2 separate regions of the Homo sapiens genome follow, and region 1 is linked to region 2. A link is an interaction called in ENCODE POLR2A ChIA-PET data of the cell type or tissue named here. Cell type or tissue: A673. All regions are shown on one strand. Links, peaks and the distances in the headings refer to the core of each region. The heading gives the core; the rest is flanking DNA. Region 1 overlaps DEPDC5 (DEP domain containing 5, GATOR1 subcomplex subunit). Region 2 overlaps DEPDC5 (DEP domain containing 5, GATOR1 subcomplex subunit).

Region 1 (13,696 bases), core at 3,530-11,529, 78 kb before region 2:
CAGGTGTATTGGCACATACCTGTAGTCCCAGCTACTTGGGAGGCTAAAACGGGAAGATTGCCCAAGCCCAGGAATCCATTGCTGTGGTGAGCTATAATTGCGCCATTGCACGCTAACCTGGGTGGCTAAGTGAGATCTTGTCTCTGGAAACAAACAAACCAAGAAAATAAATGAAAATTGTAACAAGAGTGGGAATTCTTGTTTTCTTCTTTCCAAAGAGGTTTAAAATATATTAATAATTATATCACATGCTACAAAAAGTGTGGTGAAATTGACACTTGAGTACCTGGTTGGTGTACCATACTTTTGCAAAGCATTTCAGCCATGTGTATTGAGAGCAAATGTTTATGCTATTTGAACCAGGCACTTCCATTTTGGGGCATGCGATGTAAGGAAATAATTGAAGTGATAATATGCAAATACATCTGGGTTTAGTTTTATTTATAATTGTGAGAAGTTGAAAACAATAGATCAATGGCTGAAATATGAAATATCCACTTGATGGAATATATTTGCAACTGATAAAAATGCAAGTTTTAAGAATTTTAACAAGTGTTTGTTGTTGTCGTTGTTTGTTTTTTTGAGATGGAATCTTGCTCTGTCTCCCAAGCTGGAGTGCAGTGGCGTGATCTTGGCTTACTGCAACTTCTGCCTCCCAGGTTCAAGCAATTCCTGTGCCCTAGCCTCCTGAGTAGCTGGGATTACAGGCACCCGCCACCACACCCAGCCTAATTTTTGTATTTTTAGTGGAGACAGGGTTTCACATGTTGGCCAGGGTTGTCTCAAACTCTTGATTTCAAGTGACCCACCCGCCTCAGCCTCCCAAAGTGCTGGGATTATAGGCGTGAGCCACTGCACCCGGCCAGAACTCGAAAAAGTGGTTTTGATGTACTGTGAGAAGAAAAGCAGGCTGTTATGTTTGCAGGCCCCACACCCGAGTGCTCTCACCCCTCTGCCCTTTCCTAGTAGAGCTGAATTCACTGAGGGTTGCTCCATTTGTGGCTGTGTGTCAGGGCCTCTTATTCCCTTTTCTTTTTTTAGGGGGGAGGGCTGTTAATGTTACTCTTCTAATAAGGGAAATACTAATTTGGAGCAATCTGAGGACTCCTGACATAAGCCATGTCAGATAGTGAAGTGCTAGGAGATGGGATTCTGTATAGAAAGGGCCTCTCTTGCCTTCACCACAAGCATTCTCAGCAAAGTAGAACATGGAAAAACTTCTCTGCACCATGATTATTTTATTTTTTTTTTGAGACAGAGTCTCGCTCTGTCATGCCCAGTGTAGTGGTGGGATCTCGGCTCACTGCAACCTCTGCCTTCTGGGTTCAATCAGTTTTCGTGCCCCAGCCTCCCCAATAGCTAGGACTACAGGCACATGCCACCATGCCTAATTTTTTTTTTTTTTTTTTGAGATGGAGTCTCTCTCTCTGTGGCCCAGGCTGGAGTGCAGTGGTGCGATCTTGGCTCACTGTAACCTCTGCCTCCAGGGTTCAAGTGATTCTCCTCTCTCAGCCTCCCAAGTAGCTGGGATTACAGGTGTGCGCCACCATGTCCAGCTAATTTTTGTATTATTTTTTATTTTTTTGAGATAGAGTTTCACTCTGTCTCCCAGGCTGGAGTGCAATGGCACAATCTCGGCTCACTGCAACCTCCATCTCCTGGGTTCACGTGATTCTCCTGCCTCAGCCTCCAGAGAAGCTGGGATTACAGGTGCCTGCCACCACGCCCAGCTAATTTTTTGTGTTTTTAGTAGAGACGAGGTTTCACCATGTTGGCCAGGCTGGTCTTGAACTCCTGACCTCAGGTGATCCATCTTGGCCTCCCAAAGTGCTGGGATTACAGGTGTGAGCCACCATGCCCAGCTAATTTTTGTATTTTTAGTAGAGATGGGGTTTCACCATGTTGGCCAGGCTGGTACTCCTGACAACCTCAGGTGATCTACCTGTCTCGGCTTCCCAAAGTGCTGGGATTACAGGCATGAGCCTTTGTACTCGGCTACCATGATCATTTTAAAGAAGCAAGAGTTAGTATTGTTGTGAAAGTTTTCAGGGTCCTGAAAGATTAAATATATATATATAAAAATAGAGATGGGGTCTTACTGTGTTGCTCAGGCTAGTCTCAAACTCCTGGGCCCAAGCAATCCTCCTGCCTTGGGCTCCCAAGGTGCTGGGATTACAGGCGTGAACCACTGTGCCTGGCCTTTATTTATTTATTTAATCTGAAAAAGATCTTTAAGAAAATGTAAAAAGTGATAGCTCTATTAGTTTTTTTTCCTCTACCCTTGTACTTCATTTCAGCAAATTGGGTGATATACAGAGTGCTCAGCTCTGGTAGGTGTAGGCAGACAGGTGACAGCACCGTAGTGAAGGGGGAGGCATGCAGCATTTGGGTCAGGTGGGACAAACACAACAGTGGATTGACCAAGAATCTAAAGATCTGGTCTTGAATTTTGGCTCTGCCACCTGCTGAATGTGTGGCTTTGGGTAAAGTCCCTTATTCTCTCTGCAATTGAATATCCCCACTTGTAAGGGGCAGTCCATTCCCCCAGTGGACAGGTTTGTGAGAGGCAACAAGATGTGATACGGGAATAAAGGACCGTGGTAGGTAGGTGTCAGATGTTAGCTCCTGCCTTTCTGTCAGTTACAGGCTGTCTTCCCTGGGAGCAGCACATATATACTGTGCCTTGTGATAAGTTCTTTTCTAGCGAAGGAAGGAGTGATTAATTATCTATTTAATTTTTCAGCCCGCCTCTGAGAAAGCAAAAAATGGCCGTGATACATGTGAGTATTTTTTGAGATTTTTTTTCTTGCTTTTAAAAAGAGAGTCAGCTGGCTGGGTGCAGTGGCTCACGCCTATAATCCCAGCACTTTGGGAGGCCAAGGTTGGTGGATCACCTGAGGTCAGGAGTTCAAGACCAGCCTTGCCAACATGGTGAAACCCTGTCTCTACAAAAATACAAAAAAAATTAGCTGGGTGTGATGGTGGGTGCCTGTAATCCCAGCTACTCGGGAGGCTGAGGCAGGAGAATCACTTGAACCCGGGAGGCAGAGGTTGCAGTGAGCCGAGATCATGCCATTGCACTCCAGGCTGGGTGACAGAGCAAGACTCTGTCTCAAAAAAAAAGAGCATCAGCTAACCCATGACAACAAAACTATGTGAAGTGCCATAAAAAGTTTATGGAAAAGTCAGGAGACCTGAGTTCCCTTTGTGTCATGTATGCAGGATCCCTTAATTACCTTGTATTTTTTCCCGCCATCTGCAAATTGAAAAAACCTTGTTTTTCTTTTCCATAGGCCATTTGTAGGGATCACGTAGAAAGTTTTAAACTACTAAACATATTAAGATGATTTATTTTAAGAAGGGTCACAAAAGGATGAAATGCTACCCACAGCTTGCCTTTATTTAGTGCTATACTATTTCTATGTTGCTTTGACATATACGTCATTTAGTCTCTACTTGATGAATAGGTCGTTATCCCATTTTTTCAAGGGGAGAGGGTGATCACCTGTGCCTTGCAGATTTTGGTGAAGATTATCTGAAGGCCTCTGTTTGAAATGTATTTGGATGACAATTTATATTATTTGTGTATTTCAGCTCTCAGGCATGTGTTTGAAATGTATTTGATGACAATTTATATTATTTGTGTATTTCAGCTCTCGGGAGTCCAAAAGAATCTGAGAACGCCCTTCCCATCCAAGTAGATTATGACGCCTATGACGCTCAAGTGTTCAGGCTGCCCGGCCCATCCCGGGCCCAGTGCCTCACCACCTGCAGGTTTTCTGCCAGATTCACTTGGGGGTGCATATAAAAATTGTGTAGGAAAACCTGAAGTTCAGTAGTGACCTCTAAGAGAGCAACCTTGAAAATCTTGTTTTGTTTTGTTTTGTTTCGTTTTGGTTTTTTGTTTGTTTTGTTTTGTTTTTTTGAGATGGAGTTTCGCTCTTGTTGCCCAGGCTTGAGTGCAATGGTGTGATCTCGGCTCACTGCAACCTTGACCTCCTGGGTTCAAGCGGTTCTCCTGCCTCAGCCTCACAAGTTGCTGGGATTACAGGCATGCGCCATCACGCCTGGCTAATTTTGTATTTTTAGTAGAGATGGGGTTTTTCCATGTTGGTCAGGCTGGTCTCGAACTCCCGACCTCAGGTGATCTGCCCGCCTCGACCTCCCAAAATGCTAGGATTAGAGGCGTGAGCCACTGTGCCTGGCTTGTTTTGTTTTTTGAGACGGAGTCTCACTCTGTCACCCAGGCTGGAGTGCAATGACACAATCTCTGCTCACTGCAACTTCCGCCTCCTGGGTTCAAGCGATTCTCCTGCCTCAGCCTCCTGAGTAGCTGGGATTAAAGGCACGTGCCACCACGTCCAGCTAATATTTGTGTTTTTTGTAGAGATGGGGTTTCGCCATGGTGGCCAGGCTGGTCTTGAACTTCTGGCCCCAAGTGATCCTCCTGCCTCGGCCTCCCTAAGTGCTGGGATTACAGGTGTGAGCCACCATGCCTGGCTGGTTCTTATGCTTTTCTGAGCCAAGGGAAACAATTCACAAATTCCAGAATCTTCCTCTCACTGGGCTGGCTCTATCCTTGGACACAGCGTTTAAGTTTATTATTCTGAGTGGGCATGAACTTTTCTTTCTTTAAGTCCTGCTTTTAAAAATTTGCTCTGTGGTGTTTTGGTCATATGGTAGTTGTTTTTTTTTTTTTTGAGACAGGATCTCCTTCTGTCACCCAGGCTGTAGTGCAGTGTCACGTTGACAGCTCACTGTAACCTCTGCCTCCTGGGCTCAAGTGATCCTCTTGCCTCTGCCTCCCAAGTAGCTGAGACTACAGGCATGCACCATCATGTCCAGCTAGTTTTTAATTTTTTGTAGAGATGAGGTCTCACATATTGCCAGGCTGGTCTCAAACTCCTGGCTGAAGCCATCCTCCCGCCTTAGTCTCCAAAAGTGCTGAGATTATAGGCATGAGCCACTGCACTCAGCCATGTAGTAGTTTTTAATTGTGATGTAGTTAGATCTACTCATCTATTCATTTGTGGGTCTTGTGTAAGAAAGCACTCTCTACCCCAGAGTTACAGATGTGTATTTCATATTTTCTTCAAATACTTTATAGTCTTGGCGGAATTTTTTTTTTCTTTTTTTTTCGAGATGGCGTCTTGCCCTGTCTCCTAGGCTGGAGTGCAGTGCTGCAATCTCGGCTCACTGCAGCCTCTGCCTCCTGGGTTCAAGCAATTCTCATGCCTCAGCCTCCCAAGTAACTGGGACTACAGGCATGCACCACCACACTCGGCTAATTTTTATATTTTTTAGTAGAGACAGGGTTTCACTGTGTTGGCCAGGCTGGTCTCAAACTCCTGACTTCAAGTGGCCCACACCCGCCTTGGCCTCCCAAAGTGCTGGGGTTACAGAATGAGCCACCGCACCCGGCCTCATCTTGGATTTTATGCTTATGTTTATATTATTTATGTTGACTTTCTTTTTTTGTGAATGTGTGAAACAGCTCTAGCTTATATTTTTTTCCCTGTGTACCAAATACTGTGAATCAATTTTCCATATTTCTTTTTTTTTTTTTTTTTTTTTTGAGACAGAGTCTCGCTCTGTTGCCCAGGCTGGAGTGTAGTGGCGCGATCTCGGCTCACTGCAAGCTCTGCCTCCCAGCTTCGCACCATTCTTCTGCCTCAGCCTCCCGAGTAGCTGGGACTACAGGCGCCCACCACCACGCCCAGCTAATTTTTTGTATTTTTAGTAGAGACGGGGTTTCACCGTGTTAGCCAGGATGGTCTCGATCTCCTGATCTCGTGATACGCACACCTCAGCCTCCCAAAGTGGTGGGATTACAGGCGTGAGCCACCGCGCCCGGCCAATTTTCCAGATTTCTTTCTTTTTTTTTTTTTTTGAGTTGGAGTTTTGCTCTTGTTGCCCAGGCTGGAGTGCAATGGTGTAATCTCAGCTCACCACAACCTCCGCCTCCCAGGTTCAAGCAAGTCTTGTGCCTCAGCCTCCCGAGTAGCTGGGATTACAAACATGCGCCTCCACGCCTGGCTAATTTTGTATTTTTAGTAGAGACGGGGTTTCTCAGTGTTGGTCAGGCTGGTCTCGAACTCCCGACCCCAGGTGATCCACCCACCTTGGCCTCCAAAAGTGCTAGGATTATAGGTGTGAGCCACTGCCCCCGCCAGATTTCTTAACTCTGTAGCTTTAAGCGCAACTGAGTGGAAGAATATTATGTCTCTTAATTTTGTGGCAAATGAACTTAGAGTGACCACATGATTGTTTTCTGCCCTTTTCTCTCATCCAGTCCTACCTGAGAAGGCTTAGAGCTCAGAATTAAGTGCTGTCAGCAGCCTCTCTCCTATGTGTGGATGCTGCTTAGGGGCTCAGTAAGAGCTACTTAGGGGCTTTTCTTTGTAGTCTTTAAAAATGCTCTCATAGTTCAAGATTGATTTTCTTTTTCTAATTAAAGATGACAAGACCTGGTGGTACCCAGGTTGTGTGGTCTCTGAAGGCACAAATTGTGTCTTAATTGGTGCTACCTTCACACATGGCTAAGCGTATACTGGTGTTTAAATATTTACTGTGGAAAGAACAAACATGTAGTCAGCACTTGGAATCTGTTTTCAGGCTCCGTTTAAGCTCTTACTAAAAAAATCCTTCCAGGAGGAAAGGGAGCAGCTCTGATGCCAGAAGGGCAGCCCCGTTGGTGGGCTTGCTTTTTCGTTCTGAGCTTTTGCTTCTCTATAGGGCTTCTTTCTTTTTGATCCTTCTTCCTGTTGCTTTTAGAGGTTTTCCCCTTAGGGAATTTTATGTTTTAATAAGGCTATATATATATATATATATATGCATATATAAACTTTTATTAGGAAATGTTCAGACGTGCTCAAATAGAGAATAGTATCATGAACAGTTATCACCATGTTGTCAGCCTTGTTTCATGACCTCTCCCACGTTTAAATTTTGGATGGAATATTTTAAAAACAAATCCCAGGATTGGCCGGGCACAGTGGCTCACACCTGTAATCCCAGCACTTTGGGAGGCCAAGGCAGGTGGATCACTTGAGTTCAGGAGTTTGAGACCAGGCTGACCAACGTGGTGAAACCCCGTCTCTACTAAAAATACGAAAAAAGTACCCAGGCGTGGTGGTGGGCGTCTGTAATCTCAGCTACTTGGGAGGCTGAGGCAGGAAAATCACTTGAACCCAGGATGTGGAGGCTGCAGTGAGCTGAGATCATGCCACTGCACTCCAGTCTGGGTGACAGAGTGAGACTCCGTCTCACAAAAACAAACAAACAAAACAAACCCCAGGCAGCCTCTATTTTTTTTCAATAATACATACTTCAGCGTAAGTTTCTTTCTTTTTTTACATGTTATTTATTTATTTAGTGTCACCCAGCCTGGCACAAAGCTGATTAGTATATGTTTCAACAAATAAGAACTAAAAGAAAACCCATCACGGTACCATTATCATTGGTAACAAAATTAACACTAATCCCTAAATGCCCTCTAATAGCCAGTGCATAGTCAGTTTTTTGAATTGCCTCAAAAATGTGCTTTTGCAGTTAGTTTGAAATGGGACCTAAACAAGATCCACTTTTTGCATTTGGTTATAATGCCTTTTGTGTGTGTGTGTGACAGTAGAATGTCTTGCTTTCTACATTTGGCTGATTGTTGCCTTGTAGTGTTTCAGTTTTCCTCTATTCTGCAGATTCCCTGTAAACTGGCAATTATCTCTGGAAGCTTGATTAGATTTAGATTCAAATTTGAGGGCAAGTAGACTTCTTGGGCACTATGTTCTTTCTCCCACATCACATCATACCTCTCTTCTCATTCTGTTTTTAGTGATGAGAGATTAATCAGTGGGATTAGGTGGGGTCAGCCTGGAGCAGTCCTTTCTTTACAACTATGATCCTAGGACTTTGGCTGCATAATGTCTGTCATTTCCCCCCTCTCTTATATAACATCTCAAGCTGTTAAGGGTGAAGTACCGCATACAGGTTTCCCACTTGTAGATCACACTGGGGATTTTTGTTATTGGGTTCCATGTGGCTTGGGCTGGTGATGGGTTTTAGTTTTAACTCAAGGTAGGACAGCATCCCTCGCTTGATGGTAACTTTTTGTCTCTTGCCTGGCAGATCTGTGCGAGAGCGAGAGAGTCACAGTCGAAAGAGTGCCAGCTCCTGTGATGTTTCATCCAGCCCTTCCCTACCAAGCCGCACACTGCCCACTGAGGAAGTGAGGAGCCAGGCTTCTGACGACAGCTCCCTAGGCAAGAGTGCCAACATCCTGATGATCCCACACCCCCACCTGCACCAGTATGAAGTCAGCAGCTCCTTGGGATACACCAGCACTCGAGGTAAGAGTGCTGAAGCACAGACAGAGCCAGGGACATCTTTCTTAATATAGTGGGTGACTGGAGGTGGGAGGATTGGTCAGAGGTGGGGTGTAAATCCCACATCTTAATGATTTCTTTGCCAGTGCAGTAGGTACAAATCACTTTAGCTGTTAGCTATGTATATATTATACTTCTTTTTTTTTTTTTTTTTTTTTTGGTGACAGAGCACCTAGGATAAAGTGCAGTGATGCAATCACAGCTCACCTCAGTGCGGCCTTGAACTCCTGGACTCAATCGATCCTCCCACCTCTGCCTCCCAAGTAACTGGGACTATAGCATGCCACCACACCCAGCTGATTATCATATTTTTTTTTGTAGAGGTGGGGAAGTGCAGTGATGCAATCACAGCTCACCTCAGTGCGGCCTTGAACTCCTGGACTCAATTGATCCTCCCACTTCTGCCTCCCAAGTAACTGGGACTATAGCATGCCACCACACCCAGCTGATTATCATATTTTTTTTTGTAGAGGTGGGGTTTTACCATTCCCAGGCTGGTCTTGAACTCCTGGACTCGAGGGATCCACCCATTGGCCTCCAAAAGTGCTGAGATTACAGGCATGAACCAATGTTACCGCACCCTGCCTCTATTATACTATTTTTTGTTTAGCCTTTCTTCATCCATCATTTAACTGTATGCCTTTCCATATGTTAATGGAAAGCTTTTCTTAGGCCTAGGGTCAAAAGGGTTTATTTCCTTATGATTTCCATTTGTGCCATATATAAAACAACCTCTGTCTTAATGTTGCATTTTAGTTTCTCATTTACCGGTCGGGCGCAGTGGCTCACACCTGTAATTCCAGCACTTTGGGAGGCCAAGGCGGGTGGATCACTTGAGGCCAGAAGTTTGAGACCAGCCTGGTCAACATGGTGAAACGCCGTCTCTACTCAAAATACAAAAATTAGCTAGGTGTGGTGGCGGGTGCCTGTAATCCCAGCTACTCAGGAGGCTGAGGCAGGAGAATCACTTGAACCTGGCAGGCGTAGTTGCAGTGAGCCGAGATTCCACCACTGCACTCCAGCCTGGGTGACAGAGGGAGACTCCACCTCAAAAAAAAAAAAACAAAAAACTTTTTTTTTCACTTACCTGTTTTTTTTTAACTTTTATTTGCATTGATTTTGTACCGAATTTATTCCCATACTATCAGTTTTTGTTTCTTCAGTTTCTTTCTTTTCTTTTTTTTTCTTTTCTTTTTTTCTGAGACAGAGTCTTGCTCTGTTGCCCGGGCTAGGGTACAGTGGCATGATCTCAGCTCACTGCAACCTCTGCCTCCTGGGTTCAAGTGATTCTCTTGCCTTAGCCTCCCAAGTAGCTGGGATTACAGGCACACACCACCACACCAGCTAATTTTTGTTTTTTTAGTAGAGATGGGGTTTTGCCGTGTTGGCCAGGCTGGTCTCAAACTCCTGGCCTCCAATGATCCACCCACCTCGGCCTCCCAAAGTGCTGGGATTACAGGCGTGAGCCACCATGCCTGGCCTTGGGATATCTTTTTCTTCTGTGCAATGTCCTCTTCTGGTTTAGGAATAATTTATTCCTTTTCCATGAGGATCATCTTGGTTTCGCAGGGGGAGCTCATGTATGGGTTAATCTGACCATGAGCTCTTTACATCAGGCAGCACATCTTGGGTGCTTTGTTCACCTGGACATGCTCAATGACCAGAGGATCTGCACCTGAACCCTTAAGTTCGGCATGACTGTGCATTTTTAAGCATATGTAGCAATAATTCAGTACTCTTTTTTGGCCACTGACCCCGTGTGCAGCCGTGCTGTGTGGCCTGGGACCACCTACTATCTCCATCATTGTAATGTGGAAATGGTACACATTGTTTCTGTAAAGTGACATATTTCTTTCTTTCTTTCTTTCTTTTTTTTTTGTGATGGAGTTTCACTCTTGTCCCCCAGGCTGGAGTGCAATGGCGTGATCTTGGCTCACTGCAACCTCTGCCTCCCGGGTTCAAGCAATTCTCTTGCCTCAGCCTCCCGAGTAGCTGTGATCACAGGTGCCTGCCACCATGCCTGGCTAATTTTTGTATTTTTAGTAGAGATGGGGTTTCACCATGTTGGTCAGGCTGGTCTCGAACTCCTGACCTCAGGTGATCTGCCCACCTCAGCCTCCCAAAGTGCTGGGATTACGGGCGTGAGCCACCTTGCCTGGCCAAAGTGACATCTTTCATATACTTGGTGGCTTTTTATATATGCATACCCTTGATGGCCTGAGCAGTTTCATGGGTGGTTTCTTTTATTTGTTTGTTTTGAGACAGGTTCTCACTCTGTTGCCCAGGCTGTAGTGCAGTGGTACAATATTGGCTCACTACAGCCTCAACCTCCTGGGCTCACGTGATCCTCCCACTTCAGCCTCCCAAATAGCTGGGACTACAGGTGTGCACCACCACACCCGGCTAGTTTTTAAAGTTTTTGTAGGGACGGTCTCAATCTGTTGCCCAGGCTGGTCTCGAACTCCTGGGCTCAAGTGATCCTTCCACCTTGGTCTCCCAAAGTGCTGGGATTACAGGAATAAGCTACTGTACCTGGCCTGTACTCATCTTTTTTTTTTTACTAGGTTTTTCTCTTTTATTTCCTTAATAACTAACTAGACTATGTTCTTTTTTATTTTGTAAGTTAGAGCATCAATTCATTAATTTACAATGAACAGTAAAACTTTCACAGAAATCTGAACATTCTCTTCTTTCCTGCAAAGCAACTTGAGGAATGAAATACAGTATTACAGTGTATGAGGTTCTGTGCTAGGCATTGGGTAGATAATGATGGCCAAGACAAATTCCTTGGAGTTTGCATCTGCTGGACCCACTTTTTCATCTGGGTGGTTGCTTAATGAACATGGAATACACACAAGAAGAGTTGGTTGTGGATTTCAGTTCTTTGATCCACTCAGGCATGCTGTCTCTGTCTCCATAATGGGACCTGTCTACCATTGCGCCAGACAGGTGGTGTCTAAATATCATACCATCTCCTTGCCTGGTCAAGGCTGGAGGCATCCATTTCTTCGTTATTTTTTTCTCAGTAATTTTTTTAGCATAATAACATTTTATTGCTTACTCATGTCCCAGCCCACTAAGTCAGTGGAGGGGCTACTGATCCACTCAGTCCATTCAGGAACTCAGGTTCCTTCCATCCTGGGATGCCATGATTATCAACATTGGTCTCCTGGGTTGCCACAAAGGGAAAAAGAATGCAGATCATTTGTGGAGATCATTGTGGTCCAGGCCTGGATTTGAAGCATATAATTTCTACCTGGCCAGAACTAAGTCATTTGGCTTTATTGCAAAGGGTCTGGGAACTATAGTCTTGTGTCCAGTAGGAAAATCAAATGGGTTTATAGTGAAGACATTGACTAGCTCTGCCAAGATCTGCCCTTCTGGTGACCACATAGCTATTTTTATTGTTCCTCCCTCTTAGAGAATATACTCGTTCCTTTCCCAAGGGAGACAACTCAAGTCCCATCATTCAGTCATTGCTTCCAGCTCAAAGTTCAGGATCTTCAGGCAGTGTCCTTCCCATCAGATTTGGTTGTGACTTCATTTTGCCAGTAATTTAGAACCAAAACTCCCTTCTCCCAAGTATTTAAAAGCAAACAAATGCAAACATATTTCATTTCTTTATAGTTTGACAGTTTTGCTCATTTCTCTCACTCCCTGACATTTATAATGCCCAAGATTCTTGTCAGCCTTGGTTTATCATTCTACCTAGCTCTGGTTTCACTGTGGTTCTGTGGTTTTTCTTTGTGACTCAACTCCATGATAACTGGCAGATGTCCTGGAGAACATGATGGAGCCACCACAGCGAGACTCCAGTGCACCAGGGAGGTTTCACGTTGGCAGTGCAGAATCCATGCTGCATGTTCGACCTGGTGGATACACGCCCCAGAGAGCACTGATTAACCCCTTCGCTCCCTCTCGGATGCCCATGAAGCTTACGTCCAACAGAAGGCGCTGGATGCACACTTTTCCTGTGGGTAAGTTGGTTGCTTAAGAGAGAGCCTTGGACTAGGAGCTCCTAGCCCTGGTCCTCAGTGTCGGTCACCCATGTGTCCTTGGTCAGGTGCCTCTGTTGCTCCACCTGTAAGATGGGATAACCATGCCCACTTTGGCCATCCCAGGGGTTCTTGTAAAGATCCTTGAAGATGCACTTGGGAATAGGCTTTGTAACTAATTAGCTGTATAAACCTGAGGGCTTTTTTGTTTGTTTCTGCCCTTTTTTTTTTTTTTTTCTTTTGAGACAGGGTCTCACTCTAGTTGCCTAGGCTGGAGTGCAGTGGTGCAGTCTCAGCTCACTGCAGCCTCAACCTTCAGGGCTCAGGTGATTCTCCCACCTCAGCCTCCCAAGTAGCTGGGACTGTAGGTACGTGCCACCAGGCCTGGCTAGTTTTTTGTATTTTTAGTAGAGACAGGGTTTCACCATGTTGCCTAGGCTGGTCTTGAACTCCTGGACACAAGCAATCTGCCCACCTTAACCTCCCAGAGTGCTGGGATTATAGATGTGAGCCACCGCATCCGGCCCTTTGTTTCTATTTGAGAGGAACTATGCATTGCCACCTGCTTTCTTTCCTAAGTCAGATGTCCCTCATTCTTGTTCATTCCTTCTTCTCTTAGATCTCTTGGATATTGATATCCTGTCTTGGTTACAAGGAGTTATGTTGTTTTGTTTTCTGTTAGGTCTCTCTGACAACTGAAAAAAAATTTTCCCCTGAATTCACTTTTTCCTAGTCCATTCTTTTTTATCTATATTCTGTTCTCAAGAAGATGACAGTAAGATTGTCTCAAGCTGTGGCTAAAATTAAACTTTAGCTTAATGGGCTCTTATTGAGCTGGAAAGGAACAAATGCATTAAACTCCAGGATTTTGTGTGTGTGTGTGTGTGAGACAGTGTCTCACTCTGTTACGTAGGCTGGAGTACAGTGGCGTGATCTCAGATAACTGCAACCTCTGCCTTTTGGGTTCAAACAATTCTTCTGCCTCAGCCTCCCAAGTAGCTGGGATTACAGGCATACATCACCACACCTGGCTAATTTTTGTATTTCTAGTAGAGACGGGGTTTCACCATGTTGGTCAGGCTGGTCTCAAACTCCTGATCTCAAGCAGTCCACCCACCCCGGCTTCCCAGTGTGCTGGCATTACAGGCGTGAGTCACCGTGCCTGGCCAAATTTTTATTTTATTTTTTTCATGGAAACCATCCTGCTGAATACCTGGAAATGCCTATTTTCTTTTGTACTTGCCTTTAATATTTAAAAGTTAAATAAGTGAGAAATAGATCTGAATCATTTGGCTGTAACTGGGGGGTCATGCCTAAACC
Region 2 (15,816 bases), core at 7,583-15,582:
AACGGAGATGTTAATCGTCATCAAAGTTTCTAGATCCAGGCCGGGCACGGTGGCCCACGCCTGTAATCCCAGCACTTTGGGAGGCTGAGGTGGGTGGATCACTTGAGGTCAGGAGTTCAAGACCAGCCTGACCAACATAGTGAAACCCTCTCTATATTAAAAATACAAAATTAGATGGCTCATGCCTGTAATCCCAGCACTTTGGGAGGCCGAGGCAGGCAGATCACAAGGTCGGGAGATCGAGACCATCCTGGCTAACACTGTGAAACCCCATCTCTACTAAAAATACAAAAAATTAGCCAGGCGTGACAGTGTGCACCAGGTACTCGGGAGGCTGAGGCAGGAGAATGGCATGAACCTGGGCGGCGGAGCCTGCAGTGAGCCGAGATCGCGCCACTGTACTCCAGCCTGGGTGACAGAATAAGACTCCGTCTCAAAAAAAAAAAAAAGGGCCAAACGCTGTGGCTCATGCCTGTAGCCCAGCACTTTGGGAGGCTGAGGTGGGTGGATCACCTGAGGTCAAGAGTTTGATACCAGCCTGGGCAACATGATGAAATTCTGTCTCTACCAAAATCAGTCAGGTGTGGTGGCAGACGCCTGTAATCCCAGCTACTCCGGAGGCCGAGGCAGGAGAATTGCTTGAACCTGGGAGGTGGAGGTTGCAGTGAGCTGAGATCGCCCCATTGTACTCTAGAGCGAGACTCCATCTCTCAAAAAAAAAAAAAAAAAGTTTTCAGATCCTCAGATTCACTTGGATCTGGGTGTGGCTCACTCCAGCATTGCCTGTTGCTGTGTGTGAGAAGTGAAGGGGTGGGGAGGATAGGGTAGAACCTTGAGCAGCTCCTCCTCCTTTCCCTTAGGCAGTCATGACTTGCTCTTCTCCCTTCATTGCATTTCTAACTGTCTACTTCCTTGACGTTTTTTTGGGATTAAAGAAGCCGTATACCCGTTACCCTGGGGTGCTCACTTCCAGCAACCTAAACCACCTAGAGCACTACCAGGGCTTGAGACCTAAGGCCTTTGAATAGCAAGCAGCAACCTTGTGATTTTATGTCATGGGAGGACCTATTAGAAATAGCAAATAAGGCCAGGCATGTGGCTCATGCATGTAATCCCAGCACTTTGGGAGGCTGAGGCAGGAGGATCACTTGAGGTCAGGAGTTTGAGACCAGCCTGGCCAACATGATGAAACCCCATCTCTACTAAAAATACAAAAATTACCTGGGTGTGGTGGCGGGTACCTGCAATCCCAGCTACTCAGGAGGCTGAGGCAGGAGAATCGCTTGAATCTGAGAGGCAGAGGTTGCGGTGAGCCTAGATGGCACCACTGCACTCCAGCCTGGGCGACTCCATCTCAAAAGTGATGGAGTGAGACTCCATCTGAAAAAAAAAAAAAAAAGAATAGCAAAGAAAAGGGCAGGTACCTACCCTGATGTCAGTGGGAAGCAGAAGCCAATAGTCCAGCAACAAAGGTGGAGTGGGGAAAACCTGTTACAAATATAACAAACACAAGAACTTGATAAGTACAGTGTTAATCATTCACTTATAGCACTAGGCTGCATACGAGAAGCTTCTCAAGAAGCAACTTTACACCATTTTTCTCATGAAATCAAGTTTATTTTTAGTAGCCAAGTTTTAAAGTCTACTTTTTCCTCATAGATAAAAATTAAGAATTTTCATCTCTGCGGAACAAGGAACTAAGCCTGAAAGCTAGCTAGGTGCTTTCAGATACGCACCAAAGAGAGAGCTGAAAAGTCAACTTCCCACTCCCCTCGGGGTTACTTTCTGAGAAAAAGACACAATGCATTACAATAAGTAAATATTGGATCATGCATGGCGACAATTTATGTGAGAGCTGAAGAAAGCAAAAAGATTTCTTCCTTTCAAATAAATTTCAAATATTCAAATAAATGCCACGAATCCAAGTGACACCTCCTTGTAGTAAGAGGCGCTCGAACCAGCACATAGAGCATATTTACTCCACTGATTTCTTGGAAGTGTGTTTACAGATCTCTTGGTAAGACCCCAGATTAGAAGCAGAAAATTGGAGGCAGCTAATGGCAGCAAGTGTATAACACATTTTAGCAAAATGTTTTGCAAAATAAATCTGTTAAATTTTGATCTTTTAAGGTGGGAAGTAACTATCATTTGTTCATTCTTTCTCTTTTTTTTTATTTTCTTGTTCCTTCTCTTCTTTCTCCTCTTCTCTTCTCTTCTTTTTAAAAATAGAGACAGGGTCTCCCTATGTTGCCCAGGCTGTTCTCAAACTCCTGGGTGCAAGGAATCTTCCTGCCTCAGCCTCCCAAAGTGCTAGGATTACAGGTGGGAGCCATTACGCCCGGCCTGTTCTTCCTTTTCTTGAAAGTGTTCAACGAAAGGAATTATTCTAATGTGAATCTTCTCCAGTAGATCATACAAAACCCAAGAGCAGGGTTTCTCAACTTCAGCACTACTGACATTTTGGGCCAGATCATTCTTTCTTGTGGGGAAGTGTTCTGTGCACTGGAGGATGTTGAGCAGCATCCTGCCCTCTACCCAGTAGCACTACCAGCCCCACCCAGTGTGATAAAATGTCTCCTGACATTGCCAAATGTCCCCTGGGGTTGGTAAAATTACCCCCAGCTGAGAACCGCTGTCCTAGGGGGAACTGAAGGATTCCAATCAGGAGCCAAGATTAGAGCAAAACCTGAGAGGCTTTGAAGCCCATCAGTAACTTCCCTAAGCAGGTGTCAAGTTGATGCGTGATAAGGGCGTGCTTTCAGAACTTTGGGGTAGGATGAATGGTCAGAGCTGGAGCTGAGATGTTAGAGGGAAGCACTGTCCTCCACTCTGCTCTGCTCTGCTCTGGCCCCTGGGCTCCTCTTGTGCTTTCTTTCACTGGTGCCAGTGGTGGTTGCTTCAGTCTTGCCTGCTGTGGTGCGATGGTAATAACATTAATGCCATGATTTGTAGAAAATTGATGTGTCAGGTCCTGTACAGAGCAGAAAATCTTCATTAATCTTTACGTCAGTCTCCTGATGGGTACTACAATTTATGCTTTAGAGTTTAGGAAACTGTGAGGCTCAGAGAGGCGAAGTAATTTGCCCAAGGCTCTGCAGCCACTAAGTGCTAGAGCTGGAGTTTATTCTCAGGACTGCCTGGCCCTGAAGCCTGAACTCCAAGCACACTGCATTTCGGCCCAAGGAGACAAAAGTCAAAGCCTGTCAGGATTTTGGATGATTTGCACAATAGCCCAGTTCCAGGAGTGGCTTCTGCCCTGTGATGAGGGACACTCAGGTCCCAGGCCCTTGCTACAGAACCACAACTCTCTGGGTGTGTCCTTTCTTCCCCTCTATGCCATCCCTGCTGGTCTTCCCAATGCACTCCCTCCAGTCCTGGCTTCAACAGTTCTTTGACCCCCACCAGGACCTGTAACCAATTGATCTTGCTATCATTCTCCCTCTCCCACCTCACATCTCACTTTATGTAATCATAGCTTTGAGCTGCCAAACCTCATTACACAGCTTTGAGCCCCGCTCCCCACCCTCATCATCAGCATCTTGTGTCACTGTGAAAACTGAAGCGGTCAGAAGAAAACTCCCACCTGCCATCTGCCCTCGCCCAGTAGCTGTGTCTGTCCCCACTCTTCTGCCTCCCCCTGATGCAGCATCTCCACCTGCACACAAGACCCCAGCCCTCGCAGTACTCAGTGTAGCACTTTGGCAGTCATCCCCCTCCCTGAATTCTCCCTCTCTGCTAAAGCATCCCTGTCGATCTGTGACAGGCACACACTCTCTCCTGCTGGCAAAGCAAAACTCAAATCGGGTTTCTGTCTATTCCCTCCGCTGGAACAGCCTTCCCAATGCAGGGAGCCCATGTTGTTTAGCCTGGCGGCCAGTCCTCAGTCCTGGTCCTCCTTGCCCTGCAACAGCATTTGTCAAATGATCTCTGACTCCTCCTTTAAACCCTTACCTTGCTTGGCTCTCCTTCTTCATTTTAAAATCAGTTTCCTTTGCTGGTTTCTCTTCAGCAACCTAATCTTTTAATATTATAGCATTCGGGTCTCAGCCTGCCCTCATCTCCATACCCTAAAGTGTCTCATCAGTCCAGTGGCCTTTATTACCCCAAGATCTGGTCACTGCCAAATTTCTATCTCCATCCTAGACCATGTCTCCAATTTGAGACTCATCCCTCCAGCTACCTACTTGACATGGTCACTTAGAGGACTGGATGTACAGTGTTCAGAACCAGCTAGCCCTGCTGTTTCCCCGCAACACCTTCGTCTTGCCTTCTCATTCTAGTCACTTAGGTAGAAAAATTCAGTTGCCTTCTCATGTCTTTCTTTCCTGCTCTACATCCAGCCCATCAGCAAATTCAGTTTACCTTTTAGTTACCTTCAATATTGATTCAGGATTAACTATTCCTTACTCTGTCTCCTCTATGATCGTGGTTCGAGCCACCTTCATCTTCTGTCTGCATTGCTGCTGTCACCTCTGCACTGGCCTCCTGGCTTCCTCCCCTGCTCCTTATAAACTGCTTTGCACACAGGATCCAGAGAGACCTCTTCAAATGGAAGTCAGGTCATGTTCCCCTTCTGGGCAGGATCCTCTTGTAGCTCCCAGCTCACTCGAAACCAAAGCTAGAGTTTTCAGCAGCCTACAGGACCCCAGGATGTGGTCCCCTCATTCTCTGCCTTGTCCCCTGTCCGCCTCCTATGTACTCTGCTGCACCACGCTGGCTTCCATCTGTGTCTGGTGTCCGTGAACACGCCGTGCACATCTCTGCTTCCAGTGCTTTCCTTCCGCCTGGGGCACTGTTCCCCAAAGATACCCTCGGGTCTCCCTCCCTCACTTGCTTCAAGTCTCTTGTCCAAAAATCATGTGTGGGCTGGGCGCGGTGGCTCACGCCTGTAATCCCAGCACTTTGGGAGGCCGAGGCGGGTGGATCACAAGGTCAGGAGATTGAGGCCATCCTGGCTAACACAGTGAAACCCCATCTCTACTAAAAATACAAAAAATTAGCCAGGCATGGTGGCGGGCACCTGTAGTCCCAGCTACTCGGGAGGTTGAAGCAGGAGAATGGCGTGAACCTGGGAGGCAGAGCTTGCAGTGAGCCGAGATCATGCCGCTGCACTCCAGCCTGGGCAACAGAGCGAGACTCCATCTCAAAAAAAAAAAAAAAAAAGAGACAGGGTTGGCCAGGCACAGTGGCTCACGCCTGTAATCCCAACACTTTGGGAGGCCAAGGCGGGTGGATCACGAGGTCAGGAATTTGAGACCAGCCTGACCAACATGGTGAAACCCCGTCTCTACTAAAAATGCAAAAATTAGCTGGGTGTGGTGGCGGGCACATGTAACCCCAGCTACTCAGGAGGCTGAGGCAGGAGAATCTCTTGAATCGAGAGGCGGAGGTTGCATTGAGCCAAGATCACTCCATTGCACTCCACCCTGGGTGACAGAGCGAGACTCCCTCTCAAAAAAAAAAAAAAAAGACAAGGTCTTACTCTGTTTCCCAGGCTCACTACTTACTCCTAGCTCACTACAACCTCAAACTCCTGGGCTCAAGCAGTCTTTCCACCTGAGCCTCCCAAGTAGCTGGGACTGCAGGTGCACACCATCATGCCCGGCTAGTTTTTTTGTTGGTTTTGTAGAGACAATCTCTCTCTGTGTTGCCCAGGCTGGTCATGAACTCCTCGGCTCAAGCAATCCTCCCAGTTGGCCTTCAAAAGTGCTGGGACTAAGGCATGAGCTGATTCCCTCTCTTGACAGTTTCTATAGGAATATCCTCGTTTCCAAAGCCTTCTTCTAATGCAGGCTGGTAAAACCCTCTCTTGACTTCTGGTCTTCAGCTCAAGATGAAATTCAGATCATCTCAGTTTAGCTTTGATAATTCTTAGTGCTTAAAGAAAAGCAGTGTATAGGCCAGGCATGGTGGCTCACGGCTGTAATCCCAACACTTTGGAAGGCCGAAGCAGGCAGATCACTTGAGGTCAGGAGTTTGAGACTAGCCTGGCCAACATGGTGAAACCCTGTCTCTACTAAATATACAAAAATTAGCGAGGTGTGGTGGCATGCACCTGTAATCCCAGCTACTCGTGAGGCTGAGGTGTGAGAATTGCTTGAACCTGGGAAACGGAGGTTGCAGTGAGCCAAGATTGCACCACTGCACTCCCGCCTGAAAAAATACGTCTCCATCTCAAAAAAAAAAAAAAAAAAAAAGAGAGAGAGAGAGGCCAGGCATGGTGGTTCACGCCTGTAATCCCAGCACTTTGGGAGGCCAAGGTGGGCGGATCACAAGGTCAGGAGTTTGAGACCAGCCTGGCCAACATGGTGAAACCCTATCTCTACTGAAGATCTCTACTAAAGATACAAAAAATTAGCATGGCGTGGTGGCGTGTGCCTGTAATCCCAGCTACTCGGGAGGCTGAAGCAGGAGAATTGCTTGAACCCGGGAGGTGGAGGTTGCGGTGAGCTGAGATCGTGCCATTACGCTCCAGCCTGGACGACAGGGCGAGATTCCATCTCGAAAAAAAAAAAAAGAGAGAGAGAGAGAAGCAGTATATAGAAAAGTAAGTCATAGGCCGGGCATGTTGGCTCACGCCTGTAATCCCAGCACTTTGAGAGGCCGAGGTGGGTGGATCACCTAAGGTCAGGATTTCGAGACCAGCCTGGCCAACACGATGAATCCCTGTCTCTACTAAAAATACAAAAAATTAGCTGGGTGTGGTGGTGGGCACCTGTAATTCCAGCTGCTCGGGAGCTGAAGCAGGAGAATTGCTTGAACCCAGGAGGCAGAGGTTACAGTGTGCCGAGATTGCGCCATTGCACTCCAGTCTGGGCAACAAAAGCGAAACTCTGTCTCAAAAAAAAAAAAAAAAAAAAGAGAAAAGTCATATGTCCAAAAAATAGGGAGATTTGGGAAGAAGAGAGGGTTTATGTCCATAGCAGGTAGTTTATTAAACAAGTGTTCTCCTGGGGTCTCTGTGTGGGCCTTAGGGGGTCAGTGAGTCTGAAACTAGGCAGAGTTTTGTGTGTGCCCATGTTTCCTGGGAAAACATCCTTTTGTTAGTTTTCCTGTGGTTTCCATAGTTGTTACAAGGAATTTCATTCCATCAGCCTCTTGCCCATCCGTCTTCCCAAAAGAAATGGGTTTCTTTTCCTTTTAAACCTGATATGGCCATATACAGCTAATTCTATCCAATAACAGCTCTCAGCCCTTTGTGTTAGGATATGAGAGGTTTCTTCCCAGCATTTTTTCAGGTTAGAATGTAGTCTTTTACTGTGTCATTTACTCAAGTGGGGAAGATCTGTTTTCTTTAAATTGAGCTGTATTCATTGTTTGGGTTTTTCTTCAGAAAAAAAATAACATGATTTATAGGGGGAAGAAGGCCTGTGTATCATTTGTGACTTGTCCCTTTTTTTGTTTTTTGTTTCAACATGTTCCTTTTTAAACACTTAGGATACTCAGTTGGAAGTTAGCATTGGAAGTCTGTTTTGAAATGCCTGACATTGACACATGACCTTCTCTGGCTTGGCTCATGGGGGCTCCCACTTTCTCATTGCAGTCACCCTGGGCTGCTCACCTGGGAAGCAGCAGGAGCATCTGAGACTCTAGAAGCAGCAGCCCTGCAGCTCTTAGGCCCACTCACATGCCTTTCCTTCTCAGCCTTGTTTTGTCTGTGGTTTTTTTTTTTTTTTTTTTTTTTTTTGGAGACGGAGTCTTGCTTTGTCGCCCAGGCTGGAGTGCAGTGGCGTGATCTCAGCTCACTGCAACCTCCGCCTCCCGGTTTCAAGCAAGTCCCCTGCCTCAGCCTCCCGAGTAGCTGGGATTACAGGCGTGCACCACCACACCTGGCTAATGTTTTTCTATTTTTAATAGAGATGTGGTTTCACCATGTTGGTCAGGCTGGTCTCAAACTCATGACCTCAGGTGATCCACCTGCCTTGGCCTCCCAAAGTGCTGGGATTACAGTAGTGAACCACCACACCCGGCTCTTTGTTTGTGTTTTTGACACAGAGTCTTGCTCTGTTGCCCAGGCTGGAGTGCTGTGGCATGATCCTAGCTTGCTGCAGCGTCAACCTTCTGGTTTCAAGTGACCTTCCTGCCTCAGCCTCCCAAGTGGCTGGGAACACGGGCATGTGCCAGCATGCCTGGTTAATTTTTTGATATTTTGTGGAGACAGGGTCTTTGTTGCCCAGGCTGGTCTTGAACTCCTGGGCTCAAGCAATCCTCCCACCTCGGCCTCCCAAAGTGCTAAGATTACAGGCGTGAGCCACTGCGCTCGGCCCCAGCCTTTTCTTGACGGCCCACTGGATTTTGGGATCAGAAGGGAATTTAGAGCACCTCTGTCCAAACCCTGACACTTGAATATTTTCTGCAGCACTCCTGATAAGTGGGGAGCAAGCTTCTCTTTGAAAAACCCCCTCAACATGGCACTCACTCCCAAGACTGCTTGTTCTGTACCTGGGCACCTCTGATTGTTACGTAGAGTATCACTCCCCTACCTGGGGTTGCATTTTTCTCCTCTGCTGACACTGTCCCCTTCCCCAGGTTACTGATAACCCCCTAGCTATGACCTGGGTGAAGGATGCTCAGCCTATTCCTCCTCTGGGCTTGCATGTATTTATTGGTCTTGTGTGAATAAGTTGGTTCTCATGGAACTCACGTAATGATTCTATGAACTTACTGAAAGCTGAACTCAGCTGGTCTCATATCTTTATCAACATCATAATCCGCTAGAAACATATGTACTGCCAAATCTATCCCCAAAGTACAGGGCCAGTAGTATCTTCAGCCTGTAACCACTTGGTTGAACAGCGTACTTCCTGGCCCAGGCCAGCATGTTCTGAACTTAACATGCCAGATGGGAGAGAAGAGATGCATGAGGCCACTGCTGGTATTTATTGAATATCCTCGTCTTTGTGACACAGACTTTTCACTTGGGAAGAAACACACAGTGTCCAAGACCAGAGGGCAAAACTTCTTTTTTTTTTTTTTTTTTTTTTTTTCCAGACAGAGTCTCGCTCTGTTGCCTATGCTGGAGTGCAGAGGCGCTCACTGCAAGCTCCGCCTCCCAGGTTCACGCCATTCTCCTGCCTCAGCCTCCCAAGTAGCTGGGACTACAGGCACCCGCCACCATGCCCGGCTAATTTTTGTATTTTTAGTAGAGACGGGTTTCACCTTGTTAGCCAGGATGGTCTCGATCTCCTGACCTCGTGATCCACCCGCCTCGGCCTCCCAAAGTGTTGGGATTACAGGTGTGAGCCACTGTTTTGATTTTGGCTAAGTAAAGGGTTATTCTGGCAGTATCAGGAATCCATAACATGAAGCAGAGACAGAATGTAGTTTTGATGAGCCTTTTAGCATTGGAGTGACCAAGTTCTTTAGCCTTAAATGTCACAGACAGCCAACCAGTGTCCATGGGCGGCACAGACAGGCCTCAGATTGAACATTGGCAAACTAATGGCCTAAATTGGGAGAAGAGACCAGCAGGAACAGAAGGAAAAGAGGAGAGTTACAAGTTAGGTGGCTGGGTAAGGCAAGAGAGGAGGTCCACACTCCTTTCTCATCCATGCTTCACCTGATTCTCATCCTGTCTCTATGAACCATCTGGGCTGGCACATCTCAGTTTGTAGTTCAGGAACTAAATCAGGAGAGGTGAAACAATGCTCTCTGAGACATATGGTTACTAAATGGCAGAGCTTAGATCTTCCAACTTCAAATCAATAAGTTTTCCCATTTGCATGTTCTAGGTTTTTGTTTGTTTTTCCATTCATGAGATATTTATTAAAATAACACATTTGGGGGAAAAAATCAATACAACATAGACATCACTACTGAAAACCATATATCATCATACAAAAAGGGATTTTGGCCAGGCATGGTGGCTCATTATTATCCCAGCACCTTCGGGGGCCGAGGTGGGCAGGTCAATTAAGGCTAGGAGTTCGAGATAAGCCTGGCCAACATAGGGAAACCCCAACTCTATTAAAATACAAAAATTAGCTGGGCGTGGTGATGTGCACCTGTAGGCCCAGCTACCTGGGAGGCTGAGACACAAGAATCTCCTGAACCTGGGAGGCCCAGGTTGCAGTGAGCCGAGATCACGCCACTGCACTCCAGCCTGGGCAACAAAGTGAGATTCTGTCTCAAAAAAAAGATTTTTAAAATTTTTATTTTATTTTGAGATGGAGTTTCACTCTTGTTGCCCAGGCTAGAGTGCAATGGTGCGATCTCGGCTCACTGCAACCTTTGCCTCCCAGGTTCAAGCAATTCTCCTGCCTCAGCCTCCCGAGTAGCTGGGATTACAGGCATGCATCACCACGCCCGGCTAATTTTTTGTATTTTTATTAGAGACGGGGTTTCTCCATGTTGGTCTTGAACTCCTGACCTCAGGTGATCCGCCTGCCTTGGCCTCCCAAAGTGCTGGGATTACAGGCGTGAGCCACCATGCCCGGCTAAAAAATGAATTTTATTTTGGGAATGGTTTTCTAATTTATGGCAGATATTACTTTCAAAAATAATACCACAGAACAACACAATCTAGGTCAATCTTAAAGACTGACAGGCTGAGCAAGGAATGTTTTTATTTTTTTGTAGGAGCTCCTTCTTTAAACTGTCAAGTACTAGGGCTCTGCCTTTTGGAGTGATTTCAGCCACCAAGTCATCGACAATAACGTGTTCTAGTCCTTTCTCTTTAATTACCTCTTAATGCAAAAGCAAAAAACATATCACTTAAAATCATTATCTTTACATTATCTTTATCAACTCATCCTTTCAGCCACATTCAATTAATTTAGCTCAGCAGCTCTTTCAGGCGTTCTCTTACTCCGGTTTCTGTCAACTTTTGGTTAATCTCTGCTCTCATATTCATCTTGCTAACCACACTTCCTGGACTTAGTCTTTTGAGAGAATGGTGAGTGGTACATCTGGCAGCTGAATGCCAGTTTGCCTGAATGCCATTAGTGACCTAGCTGGAGCTCTCCTGCCTTACAACAGAAGCTCATTAAAATTGCTGACGCAAGAGCTGTTTATCTTTGTCAGTGAGAAAAACCCACTCAGGGCTTCTATCTGCAGAACCCAGAACTAAACTGACCACTTCAGCTGAAGAAAACTGTTGAATTCATGGGGGTAAGGGAGAATGAGGGGTGGATTATAGTTTATAGAAACCCTAGGTCTGGGGGTACATGTTCTCAGGATCTCTTAAGACTGTGCCTCAGGGAGGCAAAAAACAAACAGAAACCCTAGGTCTGGCAGTGCCCAGCCAGGCAGAACAGAAGCCTGACCTTTTCTTTGCTTCTGAGCGTATTTTAGGGCCTTAGCCTGGTCAGGAACTTGATTGACACGTCTCTGAAACATCCTATCTTGAGTTGGTAGGATTTCTGAGCAGAAGTCCCAGATAGGATGAGTAAGCTTGGTACTCACCCAGCATCCTTGAGCAACATGTCAATGATAGGACAGGGTGTTAAGCTTCATTATAAGGTTTCATTTCTTGAGAAAAGATTGTAGAACTACTGTCTTCCTGGGTTGAAACCTGAAAAGCAAGACTTGTCACTGGTGGTCTGTGCTGTTTGCCCATTGTGTTTCTTCATAGGTCACTGAAATAAAAAGATCTGGGGTTTAGCCTGGCTGAGGTTCTGATTCCATCATCTTGGCCAAGGCATCTTCCCTCCCTGGCTGCCATTTCCTCATCTGTAAATGAAGGGGTTGGATTACTTAGGGAGAAGTAAACTATGGCTTAAGCAGCCAAATCTGGCTCACCATTTGTTCATTTATAATTGACTATTTCTTTTAGAGCAGTTTTCGGTTCATAGCAGAATCTAATAGAAAGTTCCTGTACATCTGGCCGGGCATGGTGGCTCAAGCCTGTAATCCCAGCACTTTGAGAGGCCGAGGCGGGTGGAGCACCGGCGGTCAGGAGTTTGAGACCAGCCTGGCCAACATGGCAAAACCCCGTCTCTACTAAAAATACAAAAATTAGCCGGGTGTGGTGGCGCATGCCTGTAATCCCAGCTACTTGGGAGAATGAGGCAAGAGAATCACTTGAGCCTGGGAGGCAGAGGTTGCAGTGAGCCAAGATCACGCTACTGCACTCCAGCCCGGGTGACATAGTGAGACTCCATCTCTGAAAAAGAAAGAAAGAAAATTACTATGCATCCTTTGACCTCCACCCCCACAACCTGCTGCCCCCACTATCAACATCCCCAGACGGAGTAGTCCATTTTTTACAAGGTACAATCCATAAACCTACATTGACATCATTGTCACCCAGAATATCCATGGTTTACATTTTAGGGTTCACTCTTTGGTGGTGTATTTTTTTTTTTTTTTTTTTTTGAGACGGAGTCTCGCTGTATTGCCAGACTGGAGTGCAATGGCGCGATCTCGGCTCACTGCAACCTCTGCCTCCCAGGTTCGAGCGATTCTCCTGCCTCAGCCTCCTGAGTAGTTGAGACTACAGGTGTGCACCACCACACCCAGCTAATTTTTGTATTTTTAGTAGAGATGGGGTTTCACCATGTTGGCCAGGATGGTCTCGATCTCTTGACCTCGTGATCTGCTTGCGTCGGCCTCCCAAAGTGCTGGGATTACACACGTGAGCCACTGTGCCCGGCTGGTGTTGTATATTCTGTAGGTTTGGACAAATGTATAGTGACACGTATCTAACATGATATCCTACAGAATAGTTTAACCGCCCTAAAACTCAGTCTGCTTTTATAAAGTTTTATTGGAATACAGCCAGGCACCTTCATTATGTAACGTTTGTGGCTGCTTTTGCACTACAATAGCAGAGTTGAGTAGTTGCAACAGAAACCATATGTCTCACAAAATGTAAAATATTTATAATGGGGCCTTTTACAGAAAGGTTTCCAATATCTAGATGATTTCCAGGAAACTTCTGGAATCTGCAGTTTTCTTTTAGGCACTTGTATATAGTTTCATATCTGGATACTTAGTTATTTGTTCTTCTTCATCCCACTCCTTTTCTCACTCTCTTGGGGCCCCTCCTGTGTGCTGACATAGCTGCCACTGTCCCAGAGCAGAGGACTGTGACCCTGGATGTTGACGTGAACAACCGCACAGACCGGCTGGAGTGGTGCAGCTGTTATTACCATGGCAACTTTTCTCTGAATGCAGCCTTTGAGATCAAGCTGCACTGGATGGCGGTGACCGCAGCAGTACTCTTCGAGATGGTGAGAACCTTCATGCATGTTGTCAGGCCTTTGGCTCACCTCACAGTGGGCATGGAGATGCTTGATAGAGATTCATGTCACTTTAATTTTTTAGTTCAGGCTCTTATTACCATTCATCGGGACTATTGGAGTAACCTTTTTAAAAAATTTAAACATAGTAAAAATTTTAAGCAATCAAAAAAGGTAGAATCAGGGTTTCTTAGCCTTAGCAGTATTGACATCTGAGGCCAGATAATTCTCTGTGGGGGAGTCCTGCACCTTATGGGAAATTGAGCAACAACCCTAGCCTCTACCCACTAAATGCTAGTAGCACAGCCCCAGGTGTGGTAAGCAAAATGTCCCCAGATATTGTCACATGTCCCCAGGAAGGGGGAGTATTGCTCCCTCTTGAGAATCACTGGTTTAGAGTGAAAAGTAAGTCTGTTTCCCACTCTCATTCCCTGGGATCTACTTCTGCTTTGTTGAGTAAACTTCCAGAGAGATTCTAAGCATGGACAAAATCACGTTACTTTTTTTTTTTTTCAGCAGAGATGGTAGCATTGGATACATACTACTTACATTGCATTTTTTCTATCACCTATGTGTTCCATGTCAGTACAAATAAATCTGCCTTGGGATTTTTTTTATTATTATTGTTATTGGGATTTTTGTTTGTTTTTGTTTTGCCTCGTTGTTTTTAAGGGCTGGAGAGTTTTCTATTATTTGTTTAACCATAGTTAACCAGTCCCCTGTTAATAAACATCACTGCTTTGAACTCAGTGGTTCTTTACCTGGGCGGATTTTGCCACCCGGGATCATTTGGCAATATCTGAAGACAGAAAAGGGTGGCTGGGCACGGAGGTTCACGCCTTGGGAGGCCGAGGCAGGCAGATCACTCAAGGTCAGGAGTTCAAAACCAGCCTGGCCAACATGGTGAAACCCTGTCTCTACTGAAAATACAAAAATTACCCAGGCATGGTGGTGCACGCCTGTAGTCCCAGCTACTCGGGAAGCTGAGGCAGGGGAATCACTTGAACCTGGGAGATGGAGGTTGTAGTGAGCCAAGATCATGCTACTGCACTCCAGCCTGAGTGACAGAGTGAGACTTCATCTTAAAAAAAAAAGGAAAAAAAAAAAGAAGGCCGGGAGCAGTGGCTCACGCCTGTAATCCCGGGCCGAGGCAGGAGGATCACCTAAGGTTGGGGGTTCGAGACCAGCCTGACCAACATGGAGAAACCCCGTCTCTACTAAAAATACAAAAAATTAGCCAGGCGTGGTGGCGCACTGCCTATAATCCCAGCTACTCGGGAGGCTGAGGCAGGAGAATCGCTTGAACCTGGGAGGTGGAGGTTGCAGTGAGCTGAGATCGCGCCATTGCACTCCAGCCTGGGCAACAGAGCGAGAATCCGTCTCAAAAAAAAAAAAAAAAAAAAGGAAAGAAAGAAAGGGGTGAGGGCAGGGTGGGTGCTACTGGTGTCTAGTGGGTAGAGACCAGCAAAGCTGCTCATCATCCTATAATGCACAGGGCAGCCCCCACAACAAAGAATAACCAGCCCAAGATGTCACAAGTGCCAAGGTTGAGAAGCCCTGTTTTAACTGGTCTTCCTGCCTGTCCTTTCTCCTTCTAGTTCATCCTGGCCTGCATCTGTAATCAGGCCATTCACTGCTCCTACACTAAGAAGCCATACCTGACCATCCCCCATCGCAGTGCTCACTCCTTAGCCAAGTTGTCAGTATCTTCCAGGACAGCTCCTTAACCATCTTTATAGTGTGCCACTCCTTTTTATACACTCTCCAATATAGCCAAAAAGAATATTCTTCTGTGGCTTCTACTGAATCTCGCTTCTCTCAACACCAGCCCAGCCATCTCTTCATACAACAGAGAACAGCTGGGAAGTTCAAAAAGAGTTTACTAAAAGCTAGGAGATAAGCAAAGAGAAATGAGTACAGCATGAGCCAGCAGGTTTTTTTTTTTGTCCAGAGCTCATAGGCTAAGTTTTGTCCCACAAAACATGGTATCCTGGGAAAGCAATTTTTCCAGGTCTCTGTCTGCCTCCACATGGCATTAGCATCTTCAAGGACCCCTCCCTTGGAAAGACTCTCATCTGGGGAACATCCTTAAGGTCCAAATAAAAAAAGACAGCCTGCTGCTCATTCTGCTCAGCTCACAGAGGACACCAGCCCTTCCCCAGCTCACTGATACCAGCATGACCACTTCTTTCAGGTAAAACTAACTCTCTGACCCAGTAGGCATAAGCACTCTCCTTGCTGGCCCTACTAGATAAGCATATCCCAAAACAGCATGACCACAGCATTGATAGACACACACATATAGTTATAGTTGGGCAGGAAGGACAGTGTTCATTTCCTTAGAGGAATTTAGCAACTGTCTCTGTAAAGTACACCTTTCACATCTGTTCATGTAAAACCCACTGAAAGCTGCTAATCTCTTTATCATTATTTTATTAAGCTTTTAAAACTTCAGTGTATGTAAGTTAATTATTATTTAAGGCAATGTCCACATTTGTTAAAAATCAGATTTTATTGAGACAAATACTACATAAAATAAAAAGGTTTTTGACCAAGGCTTAGGAATTATTTCGGTCAAACAGAGATCTCGGCTTTTTGTTGTTATTTTTGTTATGAACATTCCGTGAGAGAAAAG

What was found. ChIA-PET counts read pairs that join two places held together with the same protein. Peaks named below come from ENCODE experiments on the same cell type or tissue, not always from the same donor. Only the 100,000 strongest peaks of a DNase experiment are listed, where the experiment ranks them.
Region 1: POLR2A ChIA-PET joins it to region 2 with 11 read pairs; 5 of 35 experiments call an interaction of 5 or more read pairs at or near these places.

Annotation. Positions count from the first base shown.
Region 1 is chr22:31,806,868-31,820,563 of GRCh38, forward strand. It overlaps DEPDC5 (DEP domain containing 5, GATOR1 subcomplex subunit), which reads left to right. Exons shown (of 43, transcript NM_001242896.3): 19 at 2,744-2,780; 20 at 3,654-3,774; 21 at 8,125-8,345; 22 at 12,155-12,358. It also overlaps the pseudogene RPL17P52. Among named protein-coding and RNA genes, the nearest start is that of DEPDC5, 60 kb to the left of the region's middle. In A673, for the core only: no CTCF peak of the experiment used is centred there; no DNase peak of the experiment used is centred there.
Region 2 is chr22:31,880,580-31,896,395 of GRCh38, forward strand. It overlaps DEPDC5 (DEP domain containing 5, GATOR1 subcomplex subunit), which reads left to right. Exons shown (of 43, transcript NM_001242896.3): 39 at 13,003-13,172. It also overlaps the pseudogene LOC124905101. Among named protein-coding and RNA genes, the nearest start is that of YWHAH, 56 kb to the right of the region's middle. RefSeq lists an enhancer at 10,687-11,221. In A673, for the core only: no CTCF peak of the experiment used is centred there; a DNase peak (open chromatin) is centred at 10,922; H3K27ac peaks cover 1,593 bases.